Linked DNA regions of Homo sapiens: region 2 is linked to region 1. Evidence: chromatin loops called from intact Hi-C (ENCODE). Cell type or tissue: HepG2. All regions are shown on one strand. Links, peaks and the distances in the headings refer to the core of each region. The heading gives the core; the rest is flanking DNA.

The links. A loop is a pair of places that touch in the nucleus more often than their neighbours do. Peaks named below come from ENCODE experiments on the same cell type or tissue, not always from the same donor. Only the 100,000 strongest peaks of a DNase experiment are listed, where the experiment ranks them.
Region 2: a loop joins it to region 1, with 4 times the contacts of the local background. A loop is called at or near these places in 20 of 110 quality-filtered maps.

The regions. Positions count from the first base shown.
Region 1 is chr3:138,424,997-138,427,918 of GRCh38, forward strand. No RefSeq gene overlaps it. Among named protein-coding and RNA genes, the nearest start is that of ESYT3, 8.2 kb to the right of the region's middle. In HepG2, for the core only: a CTCF peak has its summit at 1,409; no DNase peak of the experiment used is centred there.
Region 2 is chr3:138,179,226-138,182,147 of GRCh38, forward strand. No RefSeq gene overlaps it. Among named protein-coding and RNA genes, the nearest start is that of DBR1, 5.8 kb to the left of the region's middle. In HepG2, for the core only: a CTCF peak has its summit at 1,583 (motif pointing right); a DNase peak (open chromatin) is centred at 1,596.

The sequences.
Region 1 (2,922 bases), core at 119-2,618:
TGAATAGGACAAAGACCAGAGGAAGGGAGAATTCACTCTCTCTGCCTGACTGCTGAGCTGGGACATCAGTTTCCTGACTTGGGCCTGGGATTTACACCATTGGCTCCCCTGGTTCTTGGGCTTTCAAACTCAGACTGAACTACACCACCAGCTCTCTCGGGTCTCTAGATTGCAGATGGCACACCGTGGGACTTCTCAGCCTCCATAATTGTTACAGGAAAGAAGTCCTGATCCAGACCCCAAGAGAGGGTTCTTGGATCTTGCGTAAGAGAGAATTCAGGGTGAGTCCATAGGGTAAAGTGAAAGTAAGTTTATTTAAAAAGTAGAGGTATAAAAGAATGGCTACTCCATAGAGCAGCCTGATGGCTGCTAGATGCCCATTTTTGTGGTTATTTATTTATTATCTGCTAAACAAGGGGTGAATTATTCATGCCTCCCCTTTTAGACCATATAGGGTAACCTCCTGATGTTGCCATGGCATTTGTAAACTGTCATGGCACTGGTGGGAGTGTGGCAGTGACGACAACCAAAGGTCACTCTCATGGCCATCTTGGTTTGGGTAGGATTTGGCTGGCTTCTTTACTGCAAGCTGTTTTCTCAGCAAGGTCTTTATGACCTGTATCTTGTGCTGACCTCCTGTCTCATCCTGTGACTTAGAATGCCTTAACCATCTGGGAATGCAGCCCAGTAGGTCTCAGCCTCACTTTACCCAACCCCTATTCAAGATGGAGTTGCGGTGGTTCAAACACCTCTGATATAATCACATGAGCCAATTCCTTATTAAAATTTCTGTCTCTGTCTCTCTGTGCATTCAATGATTCTGTTTTTCTGGAGAGCCCTGACTAATCCAGCCCCCAAAATAGCACTTAGGAAAGAGGTGTGGCCAGGCGTGGTGGATTGTACCTGTAATCCCAGCACTTTGGGAGGCTGAGGTAGGCGGATGACTTGAGGTCAGGAGTTCGAGACCAGCCTGGTCAACATGGTGAAACCCTGTTTCTGCTAAAAATACACACACAAAAAAAATTAGACGGGCATGGTGGCCGTGCACCTGTAATCCCAGCTACTTGGGAGGCTGAGGTGGGAGAATCCCTTGAACCCGGGAGGCGGAGGTTGCAGTGAGCTGAGATTGTGCCACTGCACTACTGCACCCCAGGCTGGGTGACAGAGTGAGACTCCATCTCAAAAAAAGAAAGAGGTGAAGCTGCTGTCCCCATCACAGATTTCCCAGCTGAAGGCAGCACGAAGGGAGAGGAGAAATTTAAGTTAGCTAAAAGACTGGAGTTTTAATATTGTTTAATATTGTATTGAACAGGGCTTTTTATTACTAAAATGAAACTGTTCTTAGACAACAAATGATTGGAAAAACTCTGAAAGTGGCCCATGTTTTCATCCCGTGGAGGAAGAGCACACCCCGGTGGGCTTGGAAAGCAATGGGAAAAGTTCACTTTCTCCTTGCACCTTACTGAGTAGACATTTGTGCAACAAACTGGTTCCACCAGGAATGCAAGTGTGGTTCAGTATTAGGATAATTTTTAAACCATGTGATCATACCTGTAGATGTTGGGAAGACATTTGATAAAATTCAGTATACATTCCTAATAGAAAACACTGTATAAAATAGGAATCAGGCCGGGCAGAATGGCTCATGCCTGTAATCCTAGCACTTTGGCAGGCCAAGGCAGGTGGATTGCTGGAGCTCAGGAGTTCGAGACCAGCCTGGGCAATGTGGCAAAACCCTGTCTCTGCAAAAAAATACAAAAATTAGCCAGGGTGGTGGGGCACACCTGTAGTCCCAGCTACTCAGGAGGCTGAGGTGCAAGGATCGCTTGAACCTGGGAGGTTGAGGCTGTGGTGAGAGATCGCGCCACTGCACTCAAGCCTGGGGTCAGAGTGAGACCCTATCTCAAAAATAAATATAAAATAAAATAAATAAAATAAAATAAAATAAAATAAAATAAAATAAAATAAAATAAAATAAAATAAAAATCAAAAGAAACAACCTAACATTTTAAAGACTGTGTACCTGAAACCAGTAACTCATGTCTTTTTTTAAAATTTTTAATTCTTATTTATTTTTATTTTATTTATTTATTTATTTTTGAGACAGAGTTTTGCTCTTGTTGCCCAGGCTGGAGTGCAGTGGCACGATCTAGGCTCACTGCAACCTCCGCCTTCCGGTTTCAAGCGATTCTCCTGCCTCAGCCTCCCGAGTAGCTGGGACCACAGGCATGCACCACCACGCCCAGCTAATTTTTTGTCTTTTTAGTAGAGACGAGGTTTCACCATGTTGGCCAGGATGGTCTTGATCTCTTGACCTCGTGATCCGCCCACCTTGGCCTCCCAAAGTGCTGGGATTATAGGCATGAGCTACGGCGTCTGGCCATGCCTATTTTTTTTAATGCAGAAAAGTACAAAGAAAAACAAAAATCACTCATATTTTCATCACCTAGAACTAATAATTTGGCTATTTGCTTATGGCTTTTTAAATAAAAATTATTATACTGCATAATACACGTTTATTAAAAATAATTAAACTATAAAAAAGTACAATAAAGTTAAAAAAAAAATCACCAACCAGAAACAGTCATAATTGGCCAGGCACCATGGCTCACATTTGTAATCCCAGCAATTTGGGAGGCCGAGGCGGGCAGATCACTTGAGGTCAGGAGTTCGAGACCAGCCTGGCCAACATGGTGAAACCCAGTCTTCTACTAAAATTATAAAAACTAGCTGGGCATTGTGGTGGGCGCCTGTAATCCCAGCTACTCAGGAGGCTGAGGCAGGAGAATCGCTTGAACCAGGGAGGTGGAGGTTGCAGTGAGCAGAGATGGCACCACTGCACTCCAGCCCGGGCAACAGGGCAAGACTCCGTCTCAAAAAAAAAAAAAAAATTAGCTGGTCGTGGTGGTGCAGGTCTGTGGT
Region 2 (2,922 bases), core at 154-2,653, 250 kb before region 1:
TGAAATATAATAGAACAATGGATGCTTTTTACATTGTTAAATTTAACTTTTGCATTTTATTTTTAATCTATGGGAATTGTTTTCCTCTAGATCTTTTTTCTCCATGTAAAAAATTTTAATTAAGGTATAGCTTACTTAAAGTAACATAAATAACATTTTAAGTGCACAGTGTGATGATGCACATATGACAACCACCCATATCAAGATATAAAATATTTCCAGGCCAGCCATGGTGGCTCATGCCTATAAACTCAGCATTTTAGGAGGTCAAGGCAGGAGAATTGCTTGAGGCCAGGAGTTTGAGAACACCCTGGCAACATAATGAGAACCCTTTACAAAAAAATTAGAAAGAAAACATTAGCTAGGTGTGATGGTGGGTGCCTGTGTCCCTAGCTATTCAGGAGGCTGAGGTAGGAGAATCACTTGAGCCGGGGAGGTCAAGACTGTAGTGAGCCATGATCATGCCACTGCACTCCAACCTGGGTGACAGAACGAGACCCTGTCTTAAAAAAAAAAAAAGAGAGATTTACCAGAAAAAAAAAAAAACATTATTAGGGCAATTGACAAAATCTGAATAAGATCTGCAAATTAGATAGAAGGATATTAGCATTAATTTCCCAATTTTGATCATTTCACTGGTGTTATATAAAGGAATTCCTTGTTTTCAGGAAACACACACTGAAATATTTAGGTGTAAATGGACATCATTTCTGAAACTTATTCTCAAATTACATATATATATATAAGTAAAGATATATATATATCTTTACTTCTCTGCTCATACCTGTATTGCAGGGGCTAGAAGCTAAGGAACCACATTTTTTGGATTCCCTTGCCACCTTAGTTCTGGATTAGGTTTTACAAGTGGGAGGCACTTGTGTGAGATTAGGAGGTAGAGGAAAGGTAAAAGCTGTTTCTTTTCTGTCTCTGGCAACTGTGGTAGCAGCAGACAAGCCTGACCTTCTCAGTGGCAGCCAGCACCCTAAGCTCCTTCAGTGGTGATGAACGTTCTGCAGCTCCTGATCTCAAGTAAAATAAACCCTGCCTGTTTGCAACTTTAGGTCTTCCAATAACTTGTCATCTTTTTGTTTAAAAAACTTAGAAGGGATTCTGTTTTCCTGTATGATATGCCAGTCAAGATGTTATTCATGTAAAAGGCAGCAAGCAGATGTTTTTGACCACTGAAAAGAACTCCAGGGAGACAACACTCATGGACCCTTCCTAAAAAAAAAGACTATAATGAAATCCAGCCAAATAAGAGGTGAATAAAAATAAGAATTCAGGAAGGAAGAATTGTGTTTAAAAGATGGATGATTAAAAATGGAGCAGTGTAAAGGGACAGGAAATGTTGCAGAGTAGTTAATACAAGGTAGTTCAGGAAGGCCTTGCTGTTAGGGTGACATATTGAGCAGAAACCTGCATGAAATAAGGGAGTGCACTATGGTGTATTTGGGCAATGGGTTTTCAAATTCGCTTATAAGTAAAGTGTTAACAAACATCAGGAAAAACATTCATCATTGCTATCCATATCTTATAATTGAACTAAGTGATTATGGCACCTATTACCACCTGATGGCAGCACGCTACAAGAAAGCTGAGAGACAGAGACCTATGCCTGATGCAGTAAAACTGTAGTCAGTAATTGTACAGAAAAGCAAACATCACAGACAGATAAAAGAGTCCTGTGGTGTCTCTAATCTCTGAACTTATCAGAAATTTGGTAGACTTTCTGATTTTAGCAGGAAAAAAACAAGGAATATCTCCTGTGTATAGGTTTTATGGCTTCCAAATTATGTTCCTGTATTGTTAAGTGGTAAAAAGATCAGATCTGTTTTGTGTAATTTGTTATTATTGCTTCCCCATTTGAAATGCATCTGCCTAATGTGGTCACCCTTGCTTGAGGGAAGTAGGGGAGCCTTTCTATTACCTGGGCAATCCAGAAGGTCATATAACCATCAAAGATGGGCTGATAGTATATAGAGTGTTTCTTCTTCACCTATAAATAATTGGGGCTCTTGTCCTAATATGATTTTGGACAATCTGCCAGTGTTTCCACATCTATATCCAGGGAAGTAGTATCTTAATTGTTCGATTAGACAAATGTTCACGGATGAGCCATGATCTGTGTGGAATAGCATGCAGGGCTTTGCCTGCTTCATTCCTATTTACACTTCAGGTCAGAGCTTGGGTGCCAGCTCTACCATAAGGCCCTCCTATGATCTCAGTTCTGGTGAGGTTTCTCTCCTATGTACTCCCTTGGCCCCACACCCTCTCACTTACCACCCTACAGTGTAGTGACTTGTTAGCTTGACTCTCTACTTCTTGCCTGAAAGCTCTGTGAAAACAGGGAATATATCCATCTTGTTCATAATTGTATTCCACTCCTGGGCATTGTGCCTGGCACATAGTAGGTACCTAGTATATCTCTATCTATCTATCTATCTATCTATCATCTATCTATCTATGTTTTGTCAAATGAATAAATTTCCAGGATCCTTAGCTAGGTTCTCTTTTGTGAAATTCTTTTCATTATTAAAATAAATTAAAAGAGTTTCTTTTTCATTATTAAAGAAAAACAGTTGCTCAATCCACAGTGACTCAATTTTTTACACTTACATTTTTCATTGTGTATTTCCTAAAAACAAGGGCATTCTTTCCATGACAGCAGTACAATTATCAAAATCAATACATTAGCAATGATACCTTATCTACAGACTTTATTCAAATTTTTCCAATTTTCCCATTGATGTCCTTTATAGCAAAAGAAAAAAAAGTTTTCCCTTTTCTGAGATCCAATTACAGATCACAGGTTGCATTTAGCTGTCATATCATTTTGGTGTCCTTTAATCTGAAACAATTCCTCAGTTTTTCTTTCATGATATTTTTGAAGGGTATAGGTATGTTATTTTGTAGAATATTTCT